Regions from separate parts of the Homo sapiens genome. Here region 2 is linked to region 1. A link is an interaction called in ENCODE POLR2A ChIA-PET data of the cell type or tissue named here. Cell type or tissue: Caco-2. All regions are shown on one strand. Links, peaks and the distances in the headings refer to the core of each region. The heading gives the core; the rest is flanking DNA.

Region 1 (5,376 bases), core at 173-5,172:
CAGCCTCCTTCTCATTCTCAGGTCCCTCCCAGCCCCTGCAACAATCTAACCAAGGTTGTTCTGCTCCTGAATAATAGAGGGATGAATGCATTTTAAATACTGATAAAATATACTGGGTGAACGCATTTTGATTGTGATTTGGGGTTGTAATCTTTTCCCTTTCTGTTTTTCTTGTTGGGGACATGTTTAATTCTTGCTTGTTTTACATAGAGGGCAGGATCTGTGAGGGGGAATGGTTAGTGGGGCAGGACCCAGCCAGATTACACAGGGACTTGAATGTGATGCTAGAGAGTTCCTGCAGATTGAGTAGCCACTGATGCTTGTGCAAGGAGTGACAGGACTTGAGCAGCATGTTTAGATAAACATGGTCAGGTGGGTCAGCAGCCTTGCCTGGAAAGACAGCTCCCCGGGTAAAAAGCCATGCTTTTCCCCTCTGTGCAGGGAAGAGGTAGTCTAGTGGAGGGTGTGGAACAGCTAGACTGACTTTAGCTCCTTGGTTTCTGACTGAACTTTCAGGTCCAGAAGCTCTTCATTTACATGGATACTTCTAAAAACAGCATTAAGTATCTAGATAACCAATGGTGTCTGTCTATCCAGAGAGGACATGCAGTGGGCTGAGGAACGCCTATATCCATGGGAATGAGTAGGAAGCCACAAGAAACAAGCACAGATCAATGTGATGCAGCTGATGCACCCAAATCCTACTCACGACGGGGAAGGACGTTGGGAAGTCGGCAGGGAGAGTCGATTGCCCACAGCTTTCACAATCTCGGATTAGACGTACATTTTTTCAGTGAGCACAGAGGAAGGCATATGAGGATGGCTTTCTCATTAGGGATAAAGGGCATTTGAGACATTTTTCCTGTAAAAAGAATAAGAATTCTGAACTGGCTCAGATGCAAACAGACACATTGAAAGTATGACACCGTAGAGAGAAAGCTAATATTTGCTAGGTATATGAAGGATAACCCAGTCCTGCCTTCGAACATCGAAGGATAACCAGAAGGAAAAGGAAGCAGAGGCCACTAGCATTTAAAAAATGCAGCTAATGGAGACAGTTGGTAGTGGCCCATGTACGTGTGGGTTTTAATAATAGGATCAAGCTGGGTTCTTGCTGGAAGTCTAGCTCTGCAGGCTTGAGTTGAAGGCGCTCAGGGAGACCTGGTCATCAGAATCATGTAGGAGGCGGATTAAAACTGCAGATCCCGGAGCCAGCCCAAACCTGCTACTGAGTCAGCATCTCCATAGGTACGGCTGGAACTGGTCAACATAATCCGTAATTATCTCATATTCTGAAATATATTCTATCAAAATAAGTTTCTTTTCCTTTCTTTTTTTTTTTTTTTAGACAAAGTCTCGGTCTGTCGCCCAGGCTGAAGTGCAGTGGCGCAATCTTGACTCACTGCAATCTCCGCCTCCTGGGTTCAAGCAATTCTCCTGCCTCAGCGGGGGCAAACTCTCAGGTAGCTGGGATTACAGGTGCACGACACCACACTCAGCTAATTTTTTTATTTTTTGTTTGTTTGTTTGTTTGTTTTGAGACAGAGTCTTGCTCTGTCACCCAGGCTGGAGTGCAGTGGCATGATCTCTGCTCACTGCAAGCTCTGCCTCCCGGGTTCATGCCATTCTCCCACCTCAGCCTCCCGAGTAGCTGAGACTACAGGTGCCCGCCACCTCATCTGGCTAATTATTTTGTATTTTTAGTAGAGACGGGGTTTCACTGTGTTAGCGAGGATGGTCTTGATCTCCTGACCTCGAGATCCGCCCACCTTGGCCTCCCAAAGTGCTAGGATTACAGGTGTGGGCCACCGCGCCCAGCTAATTTTTGTATTTTTAGTAGAGACGGGCTTTCACCATGTTGGCCAGGATGGTCTCGATCTCCTAACCTCGTGATTTGCCTTCCTTGGCCTCCCAAGGTGCTGGGATTACAGGCATGAGCCACTGTGCCTGGCCAAGAAGCTTCTTTTCTAAGTACAACCTAAACCCTTAGAATCCTTCATTTTTATACCCTTCCTGAGTAACCCAAACTTTTTTTTTTTTTTTTTTTTGAGACAGAGTCTTGCTCTCTTGCCCAGGCTGGAGTGCAGTGGCGTGATCTCAGCTCACTGCAACCTCCACCTCCACGAATCAAGAGATTCTCCTGCCTCAGCCTCCTGAGTAGCTGGGATTACAGACACTAGCCACCATACTCGGCTAATTTTTGTATTTTTATAGCGACAGGGTTTCACCATATTGGCCAGGCTGGTCTCAAACTCCTGACCTTGTGATCCGCCCGCCTCGGCCTCCCAAAGTGCTGGGATTACAGGCATGAGCCACTGCGCCCGGCCAAGTAACCCAAACATTTGGCTTTGTGGTTTAGTTTATTAGTTCAAGCAGTTTGCCAAACATTGCGCTGGGTGGTTTGCATATAAAGCCGAAAGGGCACAGACCCTGCCCATGAGCTCATGGTTTGTGGAAGCATCTGCAAACCAACCTTTGCCCAACAGGTCTCCACCCCAGAGTTTGAGACCTGCGAAGAACTGTAGAGGTTGATGTCTTGTGTTTGCCATGTTCCGCTGGGAGGCTAAATCTGTAAGAAAACAAATACGCTTGGAGGGAGGAGACTGCCCTTAAGCCCCACTCAATCACAAGTCAGCTGGCCCATTGTGCAAAGGAGCCAGCATGACTGTCCTCAAGGTGTAGTCTGGTGAGCCATATTTGGACACATGGGCAGTACCTGTCTTTCAGGCTTTCAAGTATTGGCCCACAGAAAGAGTCACTGAAGGAAGGACTACTGCATCCCTAATAATGAGCGGACCTGTAATAGGATTTCACTGCAGTGCTGCCTTATTTTGTAGAGAAACCTTTTTAGAAAGAAAGAGCAATGCAAACTCAAAGAACTAGGACAAAGATAGCAGCTCTAGAGTGTAAACCTTGTATCAATAGAAAAACAACTGATTCTGCTTTTTAAGAAAAACTGCCCCCATTTTCTCTTTTATTAGGCTAAAGACATACTCTGGTAGACTCTTCGTCAAAAGCAGATTATTTAATTTAATTAATTAATTAATTAATTAATTAATTTCTGAGGTGGAGTTTCACTGTCGCCCAGGCTGGAGTGCACTGGCGTGATCTCGGCTCACTGCAACCTCCTCCTCCTCCTAGGTTCAAGCCATTCTCCTGCCTCAGCCTCCCAAGTAGCTGGACTACAGGTCTGTGCCACCATGCCTGGCTAATTTTTTGTATTTTTAGTAGAGACAGGGTTTCACCATGTTGGCCAGGCTGGTCTCGAACTCCTGACCTCAGGTGATCCTCCTGCCTCAGCCCCCCAAAGTGCTGGGATTATAGGCATGAGCCACCGCGCCTGGCCAAAAGCAGATTATTTTATATTGACATTGCACTCTTCCCACACCTGGAAGGTAAAGCCCGGCAAAGCAGTAGTTGAGTGAGTTGTGCACATGGCTGCATACACAAGCATGACCCCTTGGCTGTTTGACATCGCACAGCATCATGGCACATGCTGATAGAAGATCAACACCCAGGGCTTTTTAGGCTGCTGCCCCCACTGTGGCCCTGCACAATGCTCACAGTGGCTTGTCCCAGCTCTTGCAGCCAGAGCACCCTGCTGACCGGGAAAGCCATCAGGAGCACCTGGCTACTTTTACAGTCAGGGCTTTTTTTCCTTCTCTTTTGTGGAAGCCATTATGTGGTACCAAATAGGTATACATTTAATACCTGCATGGTATTTCTCCTGTGTGGCCTCTGCTGCTTCATGGTTAAATATTAGTTTTTTCTGGTATTGTGCAACTTTGAGCTTGCTGTAGAATCACAGGCTACAGATGAGTCTTAGAGTGCAGTGCGTCTTCTTCTTACTGGGGGAGCGGAGCCCCAGGAGAAGTGTAGTATCTGCCCAAGCTCGCAGCACTAGTTAGTGGCAGAGCTATGGCTTGAGTACAGGATTCTAAGTCTTCAGCCCATCAGACTAAAGCATTTTGTAATTTGGGTCCCATCTTTGCCTTAGTTTCTACGAAGACCTATGAGTAGATAATAAAGGAGTATGGCAGAGGGCCCTGAGAAGTGATGATTTTTCATTAATGACTCCTCTTTTTCTTGAAGCTGTTTGTTCCTATTCTTTCACAGATGCAGGATATGGACCTCACTTTCCAGAGCTTTTCACAAATATGTGTCATGGATATACATGCCCCTCTTCCACTAGATATTTCTAAACGGTAGCCCTATGTATCTAGATGGAATATTTTGCATAGGAAATACTGGGCTCCATTGCATCAAAAAGCTGGTATATTTTTTGGTGTGAGTGAATGTGATTGTATATAGAGATTAGTTTAGGTCTTTGCATTTGGAAAGATACAGCCATTCCTCACTTGAGATGGAAACTAAATTACATAATACCAGGCCACCCAAACAAACAAACGAATGGGAAAAAGTAAATGGTTAAACAAAAAGTGTATCTTGATGTACATTTTTCATATCCTCTTATTTGCTTTCACAAGCACACTTCCAACCAGAGTCCCTGTCTTTTGCCCTGAAGCTGACCCAGAGCAGAAGACTGTCAGAGAGCACAAAGGTGGTGGCCAGCCAACAAGTGTCTCACAGGTCAGGGTAACTGTCAATGATTGTTGAACTGCACAGATCCCAGTGTGTGTTTAAAAAGGCCAGCGTTCTTGTCACACATCTCTGGATGGCAGCTGTCTACTTTTCACTGGTGCTTGGTAAGGAGTCTGTTGCAATCATTCAGCAAAAGACCCTGTTCTTCCAGGTCAGTCCTCCAGCTTGGGCCTTTACGACCCCAGTATTTTCTGCTTCTGATCCTGTCGAGTTACAGCCACCACCGTCACACTGTAAGTGGGCTCCAAACAGTTTGGTGCATAACATGCAAGACAGCGTTACTTTAAAGTTAATCAGCAAGATTGGAGGCTGGGTAGAGGAGGAAAGTCGGTTTGTTATGTCCAAATCCATGTTTTTTTCACAGAGTTCTTTATTATGAAGTTTTGTTCAGCAAGGCTAGTCCTATAGTGGATGAAGACGTCAGTGAATCCATTAAATACCAGCTTTGGAGTCAGCTCTACCACCTCGAAGCCGTGTAGCAGTGGGCGAGCCACTTGCCCTCTCTGAGGCTCACTGCCTCTTTGGGGGTAAGGGGAGCTGGCCTGGGTGAAGGCACTCTGGGCTGCGTCCGGTGCCGTGCTGAGGCCTGCAATGCAGGTGTACCTGGTCGCATCTGAGAGGAGAAAAGTTGGGATTTACTTTCATGTGTCTTTCCTTCTGTCCTTGGAACCTGTAGAATTGCCCTCAGACTTAAAAGTTGCCCTTAGCTTGGACTGGTATTGGGAGAGTTTTTTAAATATACTTTGTCCTGTATGGTGTTTTACAAAGTTACAC
Region 2 (5,376 bases), core at 185-5,184, 190 kb before region 1:
AAATCATTTTGAGGCTTTAAAAAATTACTATAGGCCATTGGATATTTACTGGCAGCCTGTCTAGATGTTCAATGGTTTCTAGCTTTGAGAGCCAAAAGAGGGAGAAGGGGGACGCTGAGAAGGTGCACAGCACATGCATCATGCTGCACTCCCAGGATTTTATACCCGGCTCAATTGTGTCATTTTTCCTATTGACAGACAGTCACTAAGTCAGTACCTTCTGGTGGAGAAAGCCCAGGGTAATGGTAGAGATGATTAGTTACTCCTTGAAAACCAGCTAAGGTATACTCCTAATGCAGATTCCTTTTGTGTTGGTTTTATTTTGTCATGCTGCTTTTACTAGTACCACAGTAACTGTGGCAGTTGGTCTTCATCTTTCAGAGATGAAGCTATGTTCTCTCTCTTCTGATGGGCATGTATTATTGCCTGCATTTTTCCTTTTTTGGCAGAAGGGAGGTAATTTCCACTTCCTGTTCAGTAGCTTGCCTATTTTGGACTGTCTTTCCTGAGCTATATGAACATCCTAGATTGCGTATTAGATTTTACTTCTGTATTCTTGAGGGAAGAAGGGAATTGTGGGCAGAAGTGACATATTCTAGTTTCATGTGGGAACTTTAATTGCATGTGAGATCCTCCTGTGCTCTCTTTCCTGCAGTACAAAACAGAGCCTACAAAACAGAGGAGGCTTTGTTTTGTAATTTCAGGTGGTCTGAATTTCTGAGTGAGGATGACAGGTGGTCTGGAGAGTCACTTAGATCTACAGTGGACTTGGTATTAGCAAGAAGCACACTGTTTTGTGTTAAGCCACTGAAACACCAGGGTTGTTTGTTACTGCAGCATATCCTAGCCTATCCTGAATTGATACAGTAGCCATTAGTTGTTCCAAGTCAGAAACTAAGTCTTGATCTAAATATAATCTCATTTAGTCCTAAGGATAAGCCTGCAAAACAGATTGGATAGATTATTATTCCCATTTTATAGATAAGGATATTGAAGCTCAGCAACTTGTTAACATTAATGTCCCTACTAAGTAGCAATACCTGGATTTATATCCAGGCCTGACCCCAGAGAGAGGTGAGTCAGAATCTTACCTGGAGACTTTAAAAAACTGTATGTAACATTAATGCCTCACCTGGAGTCTGATCCACCTTCCCATCTGGAGAGTCACTGCCATGATTTGAGCCACCATTATTGACTGGAGTGTGTTGTGTTGGAACAGAAAACAGAAGTTGAGAGCAATGCCTTTGAGCCTGAAAGTGCCATTCTTGGTGGTTGGATATACCTCTTTGGACAAAGCCACACTTTCCTTATCTGTAGAATGAAGGCTTTGTCCATGGGTTCTCAAATTCTTGATGGTGAAGAAGTACTCTTCTCTTTTTCATCTAAGGCCTCAGCATTGATTGATTGTTAGAGGAGCTGTGCAGTTGGAAAATGTGTGCCTTTGGAAGGCTAGGGGAAGGCAAAGACAGACATTTGTTATTTTGCCTTTCTAGCCATATTCCAAAGAGATGTGGGGTTGAGGAGTGGGCAGCAGCCACTGACTCTGTGCTCTCTCCTTCCTGCTCAGAAGCAACTTAAATGGCTTCTCAGTTTTCTTGCATCCACTATTCTGAAAGGAGGAAGAAATGGTTAAATCAAATGAAGATTCTGGGAAGAGATGATGTCTAAAATTCCTGTCGGGCTTTAGGGGAAGAAGCAAGTACAACTCCTCTCTTGTCCTCCTAAATTCACCAGTTGAGGAACAGACAGAGGAGATAAAAATAAAGGTTTTATTATTGACAGAAGCTGGACTGAAGGAATACTCAGGTGCATGGTCTCAGTGGGGTTTCTGAGACTCCATTTCCAAATGAGACAAATTTACCCACCCAGTTACCAGCCCAGCTGGACTGCTGCTGTCCTCTATAACACAGATGTAGAGTCCACCTGACACATGGCAGGGGCAGGCCCAAAGTGCACCCTCTGTGTGCAAGCAGATTCAAAAGAGAAAGCCTGGAATGGCCCAGCCAGTCAGGTAAGCTGGGGAGAGGTCCGGGTGCCACTCTAGGGAAGCGCGTCTTTCCATGGAACTGTGAGGACTGGTGAATGGGGTTCCTCCCATGCCCCCTTCCATGTCCAATAAACTGTGACTGAGTTTTCCCTTCCTTTATCAATATGCTTGTCCTTCAGGAATATGCTGCTGATAAAATCATAGCTTGCATTTGCTTAGTTCTGCCCTGGCTGTGCACTTCATGTGTGCTGTCTTTAGCTGTCAGAAAGTGGCTTTGTTTTCATCCATTACATGTCTGACTGCATGCAAAGTTTGCCAGCAAAGGTGCTCTGAAGTGCCAGTCACAGTGGTGTTTTTGGTTATGTTCACATCTGGTCCCTTTTGCCTTCCCCAGCACCCGTTCTACTTCAAACCTTCCTAAGACCACCAATCAAATTCATGTAAATCCAACTTTCACAGGGGCCTGCTATACCACAGGTTTTCATTTGCCTAAAGTGCTCATCTGGGTTCCAGAAATTTGGCCAAAGTGTTGGTCACTGAACTTTTATGATCAGTGTTCATGTGGGTAAAATTATAGTAAGAACATTCCCTCTTCCAGCTCCACTTTCACACATGCTCCAGCCACTCTGGGTGAGCATTTTAGTAAATACATTGATTATAAGGCTCTCAGATAAGCTGTTGAAAGTTTATTAATTTTATTCAGCTGTAGTATAACCTTCAGCCACAGGGGAATCTTTGTGTTATGTTTCTTTAACCTCTTGAGGCCTTTGTGGGGGCCATACAGTTTAAACACGACACAGAAACTTGGATAAAGTCCAAAGGAACTTAGCAAAAATGATTAAAGGCATGGAAAATGGGCACTACAAAGAAGAAAACACATTGAGACTGATTATTTGAAAGAAGAATCTGGTGGGGAACAGGTCTTCTTTAGAGTTGTAAAGTATATGAAAAGTTGCTTTGATAGGAAGTACAGCATCTTTGAGTCGGTGCTGAATCTATGGAAGACTATTACTTTGTAAAAAGCACAGAATTGGCCAGGCGCGGTGGCTCACGCCATTAATCCCAGCAATTTGGGAGGCCAAGGCGGGCGGATCACGAGGTCGGGAGATCGAGACCATCCTGACCAACATGGTGAAACCCCGTCTCTACTAAAAATACAAAAATTAGTTGGGTGTGGTGACGTGTGCCTGTAATCCTAGCTTACAGGAGGCTGGGGCAGGAGAATTGCTTGAACCAGGGAGTCGGAGGTTGCAGTGAGCCGAGATTGCACCACTGCACTTCAGCCTGGCAATAGAGCAAGACTCCGTCTCAAAAAAAAAAAAAAAAGTACAGAATCCCCTGACCTCTTCAGAAACAAGGCGATTCTATGAAGAATGGCTTATGTGCTGAGTTATCATAGAATCATAGTGCCAGAAGAAACCTTAGAAAAGATTTTCATTTGTTTATATTTTAAGTATAATTAACATACAACAAAACGTGCAGATCTTAAGTGTTCAGCTTGATGAGTTTATGATGATTGTATACAGCCTAAACCTGATAGAGAACATTCAGTCTCCACAGTAAGTTAGTAAATTCTCTCATACCTTTTTTTTTTTTTTTTTTGAGACAGAGTCATGCTTTGTTGCCCAGGCTGGAGTGCAGTGGTGCGATCTTAGCTCACTGCAACTCTGCCTCCCAGGTTCAAGTGATTCTCCTGCCTCAGTCTCCCAAGTAGCTGGGATTACAGGCATGCACCACCACACTCGGCTAATTTTTTTGTATTTTTAGTAGAGATGGGTTTTACCGTGTTGGCTAGGCTGGTCTCAAACTCCTGACCTCAAGTGATCCACCTACCTTAGCCTCCCAAAGTGCTGGGATTACAGGCATGAGCCACCATGTCTGGCCTCTCATATCCTTTTCTAACCAATTCCTTACCTCCTCCAGCAGCCACTTTGGTGAGACTATGTTAAAGATGGGGAAAAAGAAGCCCCAGATACTGAGTTGCCTGCCTTGGTCACAAGTGAGCCAGTCTGAGAAGACAGTGAAGCCCAGGTTTCCTGATCCCTATGTGGGAACGCAGAAGTGGCTTTCCTGATGCCATTTCTGTGTCCATTTCTATGGGAGCCTTACCCTTCTCACCTGGTCAGAGCTTGATTGCCTTAAAGTCCTGCATTTTTTCCCAGGCTTTGATTACAATGGTACTAATTCACACAACTAGAATCATCTTCATCATCTGAGCTAGTGCCTTTTATGCCCAGAGAGATTCTAACTTGCCTTGTTCCTGATTGGAAAAGGATATGAGAGAACTTACCGTGGAGTCAGAATGTTGTCTATCAGGTTTAGGTTGTATACGATCACCAGAAATTCATCCGGCCAAACACTTTTGGGTGTATCTTTGGCTACCTCAGTATTCTCTAACTTTAGGGTTCTTGGCAGCAGGAAATAATCTTTTCCCATGTTATATTTAGAGAGACCATTAGAATGACCTTTTTGCAAAATTGTGCTGTGGTAGATATAATTTAAGCTTATGCCTCAGCTTTGTCCAGAAGATGCCTGCACACTCCAGTTTCTCTGTGGTTTAACACGATCTGAAAGCTTTGCAATAGAGATTATATGAACTGAAATTACTGTAGCACATTATATACCTGTGTAAATACATGAGAAAAAGATACTGTGGTGGTTAATTTAATCAGTGGCCTTTTTCACTTTGCGAGACCTTTGACCACATTCATGCACAAGCACAGTACTTGTCATTAGGTGGGCATTGCAGCCTTTTTAGTTAAATGTTCACCAACAGGCACCTTGACTCACTCTCTCCACAAAGCAAGGTTATCAATCCAGGGACTTTGGCCAGAATTAAATGTCAAGAATTATATTCTTCATGTCATCTTATTCTGACAAGTTTTTATGGGCCTCCATCCATTTTCTTACTCTCCGTTGTGGTGAAATGCCTTCAGTGCTGGAAGCTGTGTTCTATGAACCATGCTGCTAGAAGGTGAGGCTTATCTGTACCTAGCCATATTGGTCTCCTGAGCGCTGGCCTTGGGTAAGTGAAAGGTACTTCTTACATTTGGAGAGGAATTATTGTTGCATTCTGCCCATATTGGGACATGCCAGCATCTTAAGATTTTTCATTATTCACTGTGAATCAAGTGAGCACCTGTAGTTATAATTGGCTGGGTGCAGTGGCTCATGCCTATGATTCCAGCCCTTTGGGAGGCTGAGGCAGGAGGATCATTTGAAGCCAGAAGTTTGAGACCACTCTGGGTTACAAAGTGAGACCCCATCTCCAGACCCCATCTCTTAAAAAAAAAAAAAAAAGGCTGGATGTGGCATGGCAACATGCCTGTAGTCCTAGCTACTCAGGAGGCTGAGGTAGGAGGATTGCTTGAGCCCAGGACTTGGAGGCT

Evidence for each region. ChIA-PET counts read pairs that join two places held together with the same protein. Peaks named below come from ENCODE experiments on the same cell type or tissue, not always from the same donor. Only the 100,000 strongest peaks of a DNase experiment are listed, where the experiment ranks them.
Region 2: POLR2A ChIA-PET joins it to region 1 with 7 read pairs; 2 of 35 experiments call an interaction of 5 or more read pairs at or near these places.

The regions. Positions count from the first base shown.
Region 1 is chr9:94,987,582-94,992,957 of GRCh38, forward strand. All of the region lies in intron 11 of AOPEP (aminopeptidase O (putative)), which reads left to right. Among named protein-coding and RNA genes, the nearest start is that of AOPEP-AS1, 45 kb to the left of the region's middle. RefSeq lists a silencer at 2,266-2,560. In Caco-2, for the core only: no CTCF peak of the experiment used is centred there; DNase peaks (open chromatin) are centred at 2,610 and 4,600.
Region 2 is chr9:94,794,133-94,799,508 of GRCh38, forward strand. All of the region lies in intron 4 of AOPEP (aminopeptidase O (putative)), which reads left to right. Among named protein-coding and RNA genes, the nearest start is that of MIR2278, 13 kb to the right of the region's middle. In Caco-2, for the core only: no CTCF peak of the experiment used is centred there; no DNase peak of the experiment used is centred there.